Linked DNA regions of Homo sapiens: all the other regions are linked to region 1. The links are chromatin contacts, found by Hi-C in ENCODE. All regions are on one chromosome and are shown on one strand. The core of a region is the stretch at or near the end of the contact, and the rest is flanking DNA. Distances in the headings are between cores, read along the strand shown. Region 1 holds the start of MMAA (metabolism of cobalamin associated A). Region 2 has its middle 160 kb from the start of TTC29. Region 3 holds the start of TTC29 (tetratricopeptide repeat domain 29).

Region 1 (3,877 bases), core at 704-3,203:
TATTTTTCTAAATTCCATCACCATTAAATGTTTTGATTCCCACTGCTACCACCCTATTTCAAATCCAGGCTTGAACTAGGAAGCTCTGAGACCAACTATGGAACCTGGGTAATTTCTCATATTCTCAAAGTTCCTTCACTTACAAAATGAAAACATTAAGATCTACGTATCAGGATCATGGTGAGTATAAATGAGTATGCATGAGAGAGCCTGGCACAGGGCCTGGCATCAAGCAGGTGCTAATCACCTCTAAGAAACTTTCCTCTTTTCTCTCTCCCTCCTCAGTCCTCCTTTCAGACTTCACAGCAAGACTCATTCTGAAAGGTGAATGTGATCTCCTTAGCCTCCTACTCAAATTCCTCCAAAAGTTCACCGTACCCTAGGACAGTGGTTCTCAAAGTGTAGTCCCCAGGCCAGCAGCACCTCTTGCGCTTGCCTTTCCAAAATTCCTCTAAGGAGAGTTTACTATCTTCCAAACCTGCCAACTCTCCCAACCCCAAGATTTAACTCATCTTTTACATCCTTCCCCCTCTATGATATCTCTCCTATACTACCCAGCTTAAAATCTTTCCTGACCATCCCAGTCTCTAGGACTTTTTCTGACCTCTAATTCCAATTATTTCTGAATACAAAGAGTCTTCATCTTACAATCGGGTCTGTGTCTGGATAAACCCACTGTAAAGTCAAAAAATCTTTAACTGAACCATTGTGTAAGTGTAGGACTGTACTAAGGTGAAAATCTGCAGAGGTCACAAACTAGTTGCACCTGGCCCACCCACAGAAGGTGTGTGTTAACTAAATTGGTTGCAAGTAACATTAAAAATCAAGAAAAAATACGTAAAAATACAGATCTTTGGCCTGTGTTGGAGAAAATCGGATCTGCGTTTGAGAGACCCCCATTCCCACATGGCAACAATCAGCTAAATGGTAAATGTTTCGAGCATTCACCAGCTCTTTCCATTCTAAATAAAGGTTTTCTTTTGACATCTTCAAATATCTCAAATGGTGATTTACATTTCTTATGGATATGTAACTTTTCATGCTTGTTTTGTCTCTCCTAATAGAATACAGCCCTTAAAAAACCTGTCCTTGTCTTTGACTTTTTAAAAACCTCTTGTTACCCTGAACACAAACCGGTATTTAGTGCAAAATTATTGTAAAAGAATATTCTGAACATTGTAGACAACAGCAAAATGCTGAATAATCCACACAGTTTTTCTGGAAACTTTTGGCTTTCTACCAAGTTGGAAAAGTTTTATTAGTTTATGTTTTCTAAACATATGGATTAGGGTACAACTCTTAAGACAGATAATAAAAAATTTTTATATTATTTTGGTTTAGGTCGTCTTTCATTTTCTAATGAGAAATACATATGAAGACAGCATGCCCTCTGCTGAAAGAGATTTAGACCCTGCCCGGCACGCCATGTGACGGAACCTAGATACTGTTTGTAACTTTTAGTTTGAATCCAACTTTTATATCCTGGATTTGATTTCCCAGAAAAGAGTTTCAATTTCACTCTTTGGTAGGAGTCATAGTGGCTTTCTCTGACGCGGCCTCAGGTTAACCATTTACCGGGTTTGGCAGCGACAAGGGAAGAGCCACCTTAACAAAGCTGCCTTGCTGTGGCTCAGAGATAACCTGAGAAACCTAACCAAGATGAGAATTTTAAAACACTGTTTACGTACAGGGCCTTTCTTTGTTAAAGCTTCCATTTGAACCCATTTGCCGACTCCTGCCTGTCCACACATATCCGCACCCCGAACATCAATATTAGGAGAATATTCGATAATACTCTCCTTTTCCTTCCCCCACCCCAAATCCTCCAGGGGGCGCCCCGGAGGACCGCGCTGGCCCCCCGGCGGGAGGGCGGCCGTAGGCGGGAGCCCAGTCCCGACTCCTGGACGCCGCGCGCACTCCCCATACTCACCCGCCCGAAGCCACGGAAGTGCCACCTGACCCCGCCCCTTCCGCCGGATCCTCCCACGCAGGCGCAGCGCCGACTGCAGGCGCGTGGGGCCCGGGGATCGCCTGGGGCTGGGTGGCGGTGCGGGGCATGGCCAGGGTCCCCGTGGACGTGGCCGCGCAGTTCCGGCGTGTGGCGGAGAGCGAGTGAGCGTGAAGGTCTCCCGGCCTGCAGCAGGCTGCGGAAGCTCTGCGCCGGGAAGTTCTCTGGCGGGGGAGGGGAGGGCGGTTTACGGCCTTTGGGGTAGGTTTTGCCCTTTTTAAGATCCACATGAAATCTTTCGCCTCCGAAGTTCGAGGGTAACTTTCGTTCCCTCCTGGCCTTCGCGACACCCTCGAGTCGGACGGAGGCCGAGTCGTGTCCTCACCCCCAGCAGCCTGCGGCGGCCGGGACCCCCGGAGGCCCTTCTTCCGCTCCTTGGAAACTTAAAATGTGGGGTGAGGGAGAGACGCGTTACGTTTGACAGACCGGTGAAATTAAAGACACTCAAGCTTCTCAGAGTGATTTGAAGAAATGCTCAGCGTTCTGCCGAAATATAGTTTTAAGTTTTTAAACCACGGCATGGTTTTTAAAGGCTGAAGGACCCACAGTTTTTTTCTCTTAAAGGGCACGCATTCATTTTGATTAATATTTCTTAACATGCAGCCAAAGCCAGGACTCGGGCTCACTGCTGCAGGGGTGTCCTCGGGAAGTCCCGAGGGGGGAAAGGCGCGCAAGCCTGAAATGGAGATGAAAATAAACAGGCATAATATTTGCTACCTCACTGCGTTGGGCGTAGTAGTAACTAATTCTTAAAAAACGTCTTAGATGACATATAAGTAGTAAAGCCGTTGTATGCTAATCTAGAATTTTTGAGAAAAACTTAATCACCCAAATGTTTGCTATAATGTGATGAAGATAGCATCCATCGGCAGTAGCCAGGATCAAATGACGAGTAGATATGGTTATAAATGGGGCCCATGCAGTATAATTAGTATATGAAACCAAGATGTCAGTCCTCACACAGAATTTGTGTAATGATATGCATTTGGGAGGCTTCAGGCCTTTTCAGCTATTTGATACAGGTTGATTCTTACTGAATACAGAATAATAAAAAATGAATTACTGGTCTCACCATTTTCATTATTACTATTTGGACCAAAAGACTACCACTTTTACTCCAAAGATTGATTGTAGACTCAATAGCCAATGACAGAAAATTAAGCACAAGTCTAAATGAAGCCGAGGATCTAGTAGAAAGAACACAGAATCAAACCTTTCAAATCTCAGCCTATCGAACACAAACAGATTGACAGTTCTTGAGACGGTTTACTTCCTTTCTTTAAACTTGGCGTTGCTCATCTGAACAATTGTTTCGGTAAGGGTTACGTTTGATGAAAGCTCAGTTTGTGCTACCTTAGAAGTGAAGAAGTTTGTTAATTTTAAAATTGAGTTTATCCTTACCTGCTTTTCGTTCTACAAACTCAAACACTTTCATGCATGTCACTTTTTTATTCAGAAGTTTTCTAAACAGTACAGCTTAGGGAACACATTTCCATGGAACATTAGTGTTTTGCAAAATGTTAATAGATTCTTCATGGGAAAAAAATTGCTAGCATCACCAATACTGGCGAAAATATGAACCTGTCATTATGAGGCTATGGGAAATACACTTTTGTAGAGCTCTTGCCAAAAATGTTTAACCTGAATCTGATTGTGAGGAAACACTGAGATAAATTCTGAATGTGATTTGTTCGGACTTTTCAATAAGGTTAATAAGGAAGACAATAAAAAAAGGCAGGAGGACTGATCTACATTAAAGACAGCTGTCAACTAGATAGCCTTAAGGATTTAAAAAATTTGAACCTGGGCTGGGCGCAGTGGTTCACGCCTGTAATCCCAGCACTTTGGGAGGCCGAGGCGGGTGGATCA
Region 2 (3,877 bases), core at 885-3,384, 1.5 Mb before region 1:
GGTTTTTATTATTTTGAGGTATGTTACTTCAATACCTAGTTTGTTGAGAGTTTTTATCATAAAGGGTGTTGAATTTTATCAAAAGCCTTTTCTGCATCTATTAAGATAATTATGTGGTTTTTGTCTTTAGTTCTGTTTATGTGATGAATCACATTTATTGATTTGCATAATCCCTGCATCTCAGGGATAAAGCCTACTTGATCATGGTGGATTAGTTTTTCTATGTGATTCTAGATTCAGTGTGCCAGTATTTTGTTGAGGATTTTTGCATTGATGTTCATCAAGGATATTGGCCTGAAGCTTTCTTTATTTGTTGTGTCTCTGCCAGGTGAGGTATTTCTAATAACCAAGATTCTTTGAAATTTCAAGAGGAAAGACTGGCAGTTTGTGGAGTTTACCTAAGGGAATCCTTGCCTAACTCTCCCCCTACCAGGAGAATGTTAGAAGGAGAGAAAAATGAGAGAGGCTGGGTGAGACATACATGTCCCCATTTTTCCTCTTTCTGGTCAGGAGCCAAGGGAGGAGAGGTGTTGGGTCGAAGGATGAGAAAAATTTGCCCAGTTTGGAACCCTGTAAGGAGCTTCTGTATAGAGTGACCACCTCAACATGGGATGGTGGAGGGGGCAGGATGGTCGCAGCTGAGCACTGAGTAGCAGAACAGGATTGAGCAGAAGAAGGGCCAGGTTTAGCTTTCCCAGGTATTTTTGACACCTCTGGGATGTGAATGGAACTCAAACAAGCCCACAGGCCTCCAAGGAGAGCCAGTAAATGGGCCAGGGATCTGTAAAAGGAGAAGGGTAAGGGATGCCCTCACAGCTGAGTGCACAGCCTAGGCCAAGGGCAGAGGGAAGAGGAGGGGCAGACTCTGACAGGCTGCAGCACTTCCTCATGGCAAACCCAAGCCTGGAACATGAGGAGGCTCCACAGAATCCCACACATGAAGCCAGGAAACGCAGCAGCCTTTCAGTAACAGATGTCAGCAGGAAGCCCAGAGATGGACTCGTCACAATTTAGTGTTTAAATCCAGCCTGAACAAGTCACTGTGCCTAAGGGGCCAATGAGGGTCCAGAGGATACCTCTTGTCTCCTCTGTCACCATCTGATCATATAAGCCACACTCTTTGCTGATAAAGCCAGAGATGATCTAGAGTGACATTTAAGAGACTGAACTTGACCTCATTCATGACCTCAGAGATGGAGCATTTACCAAAGGGATATTTTAAATTATTGAGTCAGACTATATTAAGTTTTTTTCCCTTTCATTATCCATCAGGTAGAGGCTTATGAGAAAGATAGACTCAATTATAAGGAGGAAGTGGAAATCTGTACTTTCTTTACACATATTTATAGTGTGAATAAATTTGTGATTTTCTATGCTATTATTAACCAAGGGTTTACACCCAGGATCTAGACATGACACGCTGGTAGTGCTTTTTGATGAGAGATGGTTTTGACATTACATATTATAGTGGCTTCATTCACAATGTCAAGCCTAACTCACACTTGTGTTTGGCATTTATCTCATTAACAAACAAAATTAGCCCAGTAATTTTCACTGGCAAATTAAGAGACCATGGGACTTTTGTAGGAAAACAGGGTGTCAATTTTAAAATATTACTTTTAGGTAAGTTGCACTTGAATCTCATAAAATTTACCTTTCGCCCTGATTTGATATGATCAAATAATATTTGGTTATTTGATAGTATTAATACATGGCAATTTTTAAAACATCGCTCCTAACCAGTTTTAGAATTTCCTCTCACTCATCTTTTAAGGAAAATAGTTCTGTGATTTGTTCATGGCCAATGTTAAAGGGTCAGGTAGCACTATAGATTAAGGGAGGCAGAAAATTTACAGAGAAAAAACTATTTCCATTGTTATGAATTTAATGTTGGAAAAAACAATTTCCATAGTTATGAATTCAATGTAGCTCCGCGCCCCCCACCCACCAAATCAAATGCCTATGGCTCACACGGTTTTCACGTGTGTTCTACATTTCTCGTTGAGTCACAGACGGGAGCAGTGAACCCTGAGGAAACTCAGTACACATTCTAAGGACAGTCACGCCAGAAGCTTGCCTCCCCAGGCTTCATGCAGCCCCAGTGAGTCAGGCAGAACTTTCCCAGCAAAGCAGCCTGTGTGTCACAGTGGACCAAGGCGAGCTCCTGCTGTTATAAATAGATTCTTAGTGGGACTGGGAAGGGCATGGAGACACCAGAAAATATAGCAGTTCTGGGTGGGGTGGCAGACTGAGGACAGAAAGTGGTAACAGACTATGATGCAAGTTAAATTGATGCCAGAACCTAGGCTTCTGCTATTAACAGTGTTTCCTTTCTCAGAAGGGACTAACTGGGCAGTTCTTTGGCTCCAACTGACTTCTACCCCCCTTGCTAAATCATTTGATTTCTGCTGGCTCGCACCCTCTTTGCTTCTTCCTGGCAAGCTCTTGGGCTGATTTCCAATCGCTTCCCCTTGTGGGTACCCTTTTCCAGGGTTACTTGAGGTCGTGCAGTTGTTTTGTTTCTTCACAGACTTTTAGGCAAAGTTATTCCACATGGCTCTTTAAAGGCCACCCAAACTACAAATTTCTTAAAAATATATGTGCATATACATGGGGAAAAATCATAAATTTGAGTAAAAATGTTCATTATAAAACAAAGCTAAAAAAAAAAAGCCAGTGGCCCCCACACCAAATCTGAATAGACTACATGGTCCAAATTTTGTATTATAACCTTATAGGAATAGATTATGTTTACATTACTATACAAATGCATAGACAAAACTACAATAGCAATATAAAACCTGGAAGGAAATATAAGAAAATATTTATAGGAATCTACCTCATGTAGTACAATTATAAATTATTTTTATGGTTTTCATTATAATTTTCTTCACTTTCAAATTTCTATAATGGTATATATAAGTTTTATAGTAAAAACTATTTAAAAACCACCAGTTGTTTTTTTTTGTTTCCATTTTTACATCAGCTAGTACATACAGTTTTCTAAAACAGCAATAGCTGTGTGCAGCTGGTGGTATATGGTGGGTGGGGTGGGTGTAATATAGGAAGAGGAATGTAGAAAAGAACAGTATGTTCAGAAGAAATGAATTGAGGCTCTTGCTTTAGACATAAAGTATTTTACACAAATTGCCCAAGACTTCTCATTTACAGTCGGTCACAAGCTATAGTGAATATTGGCTGGGTTTTGGCAATGCTGAATGCAATTTTGCCTTTCTTTTCTTTCCTTTTCTTTCTTTTCTTTTCTTTCTTTCTTTTTCTTTTCTTTTTTTTTCTTTTTTTCTTTTTCTTTTTTTTTTTTTGAGATAGAGTGTCGCTCTGTCACCCAGGCTGGAGTGCAATGGCACGATCTCGGCTCACCACAACTTCTGCCTCCCGGGTTCAAGTGATTCTCCTGCCTGAGCCTCCTAAGTAGCTAGGATTACAGGTGTCCACCACCACACCTGGCTAATTTTTTTATTTTTAGTAGAGATGGGGTTTCGTCATGTTGGCCAGGCTGGTCTCAAACTCCTGACCTCAAGTGATCTGCCCTCCTCGGCCTCCCAAAGTGCTGGGATTACAGCCGTGAGCCACTGAGCCTGGCCAATTTTGCCTTTCTAACAACAATTTTCTTTTCAGAAATTAGTTCTCACCCAGTCTAGTTTAACTGTTATCAGGAGCCCCATACTTACTTAGACTGGGGACAGATACACAACCCAAGTCTAGTTATTGAAATGTTCTTTTTGCTGTGAATTTGAACTATGAATAGAGAGACAAAAGAACTGAAAAACTGATTGTAACTCCATTAGGTCCTGGCAGCACCTTGTCATTCCCGCTACCTTGTCCAGGGCCTGCCTTGCTATGTGCCTGTTCCCAAGTC
Region 3 (3,877 bases), core at 750-3,249, 1.3 Mb before region 1:
TAAAACAAGAATGATTCAGAATAATTTTACTGTAGAAATTGATGATTGAGATATCAAAAACACTTTGAGAACAATTATGGGGAGCAGTTAAGATGGATTGGCTTCCATTAGAAAATTGTCTCTTGCTTCTTTAGGGAGCTGACCTAACCTAAAATCATTTCTCCAGAGCAAGACTGGAAGAGGAAACTTTAGAGGTTGTTATGTCAGTAATAGCATTCAAACTATCAGTTGTGTCACCTGACCTTCCCCCTAGAATTCTAGGTGGAGAAGATTGAGGAAGCAATGAGAAGAATTACACAAGGAAGAATCTGTTTGAAAAACCACTCTATTCTGTCATTCTGTTAATTCAAAAAATATTTTTGAGCACATACTGTATACTAATCCTTGCATACGGTACAAGGGAATTCAGAAAACAATAAAACAAAGTCTCTGCTTTCAAGGTACTCACAATCTTTCAGGCAAGTTTGGTTCCCATAAGCCAAACACCATGCAAAGTTATACTGATAAAATCAAGGTAGGTCTAAGAGAAAGGAGGCGAGAGGAGGAGAAATTAATTCTGTGTAGTGAAAGGAAGAGGTATTCTGGAATCCTCAAAACTTTCAGAAAGGCCTGAGTTTCTAGATAAAGTTGCAGCTGAATCTGGCATCCTTTGGTTTTCATCAGTTTCCTTTTTTGCTTAAGCCCGTTTGTGTTTTCTGTCACTTGCAAACAAAGTTCTCTAACTGAAGGAATTCTATGCTAAACAGAAGGAGAAAGAGAGTTAGTCAAAGAACTTCTAGTGAAAAAACAGCAAGTAGGAGAAGTAAGTCCAAAGAAGCAGGAAGGAACTACCTAGAAAGCCAACTAAGACAGCCTCCTGTGAGAAAGGAAGGTGCATGGAATTCACAAACAGACTCTAAGTCAGAAAAAGCAGCAAGGACTGGAAAAGAATTCACACAGGTCACAGTGGAGTGTGTTAAGGTGATGCTGAAACTGGAAAATAAACTCATGAGAATAGAATGAGAGTCTTACTGGTGTGGGGGATGGGGTGGAGCCCAATTACAGATAGTCACAGTGCTCATTGAATGTATAATGTAAACATACTTGGAAATAATTTAGTAATTTGTTACAGCAAATGAGATGTTAGAATGAAAGTGTGGTTATGGTTGATATGCTTGTACTCTAAATAGAATCGATTTATGGTTAATAGAATGATTCGTGTGAGCAATATCGCTGGCTCGTTCTCCTACAATGTGTGTCAGTAGACAAGGAACAATAGCCTAACTTTCCAGCACTTCTGTATTTTAGAAGTAACAAGTGGCAAGCCTCACTCTCTTGCCCCATATATATATGAGGGAATGAGCAAGGAATTTCACTTCCTTGCACTCATGTCTGAGAGAAGAGATGGAATGATGGGCCGAGATTAATACGATGATATTTATTTAGTGTAAATATAAAACCCTGAGTTTCAGGTAAAAATGCAAAACAAATAAGGACAGATGCAGGGAGATTCTCTGAAAGAGACCTTGAGTATTTAGCGAACCACAATTCAAAATTGAATTGTCTGTGGGGACATGACAGGAAAAGGCATTTGTGGTGGGTTCTGACTGCAAGAGAGGCTGAGGAAGAGGAGAATGAATGACTTAGCTAGATGGATAAATTGGCTTCAGGTCACGGGGATCATGAATGCCTAGCTCAGCGTTTTCCCATCAATCCTGTGGACAAAAGAGAAATGAAGAAAAAGCATTGAGAATGCAAGGCCACGAAAGAAATGAAAGTGGCAAATTCGAGCCTCTTGGGTTACGTGAAAATGCCTAAAAGCGAGCTAACTTCTGAAAGCAGCCCTGCTTGAAAAGCCTCAGCTATCTGGGGGCCCCGCCCGGCCGTCAGTAAGCTCCACCCCTCGCCAGACTCCGCCCCCAAGCCCGAAGAGTCTGGGAGCTGCCCCAATCCCGAGGCCCGGTTTAGCCTAACTCCACCCCCGGCCGTCATGCCTCGCCTCTCTGTTTCCGTGGAGACGCTCTCGGCGTCCCCTGTCTCCGCTCCGGCGGAGCCAGGCTTCGGAATCACTGAGAGAGGAGGGGGCAGCGCCAACGCCCAGCACCTGCCGCCGGTGGGGGACTGACTTCGGCGGAACGGAAAACTGGAGTTGTTTCCCTGGGCCAGTGCACCGAGGTTCGTGACGGCAGGGGCGAGGTTGGGACCGGACTTCCTCAGCTCCTTGGAGAGGCAGGCTGTTCTTCAGGCAGCCCCTTCCCTGACCCCTACAGCCAGCCCTTCCTCCATCAGTCTTTCTCAAGCTTCCTCAGTCCAGGCCCTCGCCACTTACCTCAATAAACGAATTGAAAGAGAAGTAGGGAAAGGCGCCAGTTCCTCTTGCTCCCCAGTTCACCTGACCCTCTGAGGGGAGTGAAAAACTAGGCATAGGATAAGTCCTTTAGTCCTGTTGAGAACTAGGTGGGAACAGAAAGGGAACTGAGATGCTCTCCGTTTTTGGCAAAGATAACTGTATCTCGTAAATTTGAGAGAACAAATGGTTATCCCTAATGTCACATTTGTATTGAAATACATCAATACATATACATATTTCAGATGTTTTGGCATTTCACTGATTTAGTGATTAGTTTCTCTCATAGGATCTATACTTGGGGATTTTCTTTAAAAGTTCATCTAAACTTAGATGGTAGGAAGTATTTGTTGTAAGAGTGAATCTTATTCCATGACTTGGAGCGGGGAGAGGAGTTACACTACTGAATGATTTTAAATTTTTCTTCTTTGCTATTATTCTTTGCTTCCTGATTTTCAGGCTGAAGTCTATAAGCCTGGAGAGACCATCAGCAGTAATCTGCAAATGTAAGTCACGTGAAATATGGCTTGCCTTCAAACTCATTTCCTGCTTGATTTTGTGATTTAGCCATCAATGTCAGCTGGTAGGAAATGTGTGTTTTCTATTTATTTTACTAAACAACCTATCTACCCATGAGAGAGTGCCAGAAGTGTCCAAAAATTATGATACCGAGAATAAACATTATTACTGACTCTTTATAAACTTAATTATGTTTTTTTTTTTACTTAGGGAGCATAATTAGTGATATTTCTTCTGTAGTTTTCATTAAACTTTCATAGTAAAAGAGCTTGGATAATATGAAAAGTTTTAATTCTTATGAATGATTTTTAGTAAAATCCTACTTGTTTTGAACTCGTGATGATGTATAATAAACTTGCTTACTGTGGTTTACTGGCTTTATTTCTCTAATCTCAGTTTTTACTCCAAAGTGACTGAACCCTGCAGACACTGGTCAGCCTCAGACATAGTCATTCTCCAAGTAGCCTCCATTTACATAGTAGTAGGTCTCCCTCCTTTGTGTTTCCTGATAAAGGCATCTCTGGGGATAGAGGGCAGGAGAGTTACTCTTTGAAGAATTTTACTTGGGGGCCAAAAATTTAAGCTCACACCATGGGACACATTCAGCCTGACCTAGCACTCTCAAACCTTTCATCCTGTATTTCTCCATTTTCATTTGTCTTTGCATGTGGGGGCCAAACTTAGAGATTGTAGCTGTGATACAAGAGCCAACCAGCAGATCAAAGAGTACACCAAATTTCTTCTGAATACCAACAGTGGAATGGCTTCAGGCGGCCTTTTGATCTTTGTCTCAGCACCCGATGATGCCACACTGTAGCACTGCCCACTTGCTAGCACTGGCGGAGGTTCCTGTGGGTCCTCCTAACAGGCTGATTCAGCCTGAGCTCCTGGGGCTAAGCTCATTTGGTAGCAGCCAAAGAGGTATCTTTCATTCTTCTTCTTTCTTACTCACCTGAACCTGAGCAATTTCCCTTCCTGCAGCCACACCATCTTGTGTGTTTTCCCCTGAGATGTTGATCTGGGAGAACCCTA

What was found. Hi-C counts contacts between places; a loop is a spot of excess contacts on that map. Pooled maps may share reads with other maps.
Region 2: a pooled map of psoas muscle shows a loop between it and region 1 (9-fold over the local background). The contact joins the enhancer-like site here to the promoter of MMAA in region 1. A Hi-C loop is called at or near these places in 4 of 168 maps with a recorded cell type or tissue (A673, MCF 10A, PC-9 and 1 more), 3 of 37 single-sample maps with no recorded cell type and 11 of 50 pooled maps.
Region 3: a loop to region 1 is called in a map of CD4-positive, alpha-beta memory T cell, with 5 times the contacts of the local background. The contact joins the promoter of TTC29 here to the promoter of MMAA in region 1. A Hi-C loop is called at or near these places in 2 of 168 maps with a recorded cell type or tissue (CD4-positive, alpha-beta memory T cell and naive thymus-derived CD4-positive, alpha-beta T cell) and 5 of 50 pooled maps.

Annotation. Positions count from the first base shown.
Region 1 is chr4:145,617,461-145,621,337 of GRCh38, reverse strand. MMAA (metabolism of cobalamin associated A) reads right to left here and starts at 1,953. Exons shown (of 7, transcript NM_172250.3): 1 at 1,931-1,953. RefSeq lists silencers at 1,585-1,654, 1,685-2,124.
Region 2 is chr4:147,102,013-147,105,889 of GRCh38, reverse strand. No RefSeq gene overlaps it. Among named protein-coding and RNA genes, the nearest start is that of TTC29, 160 kb to the right of the region's middle. Within about 2 kb of position 2,134, at least 10 of the 41 ENCODE cell types and tissues checked have a DNase peak (open chromatin) inside an H3K27ac peak, as active enhancers do; they include A673, where a contact is called at or near this core.
Region 3 is chr4:146,943,986-146,947,862 of GRCh38, reverse strand. TTC29 (tetratricopeptide repeat domain 29) reads left to right here and starts at 1,999. Exons shown (of 13, transcript NM_031956.4): 1 at 1,999-2,154; 2 at 2,786-2,832. TTC29-AS1 (TTC29 antisense RNA 1) reads right to left here. Exons shown (of 7, transcript NR_188447.1): 3 at 2,309-2,432. RefSeq lists a silencer at 1,867-2,006.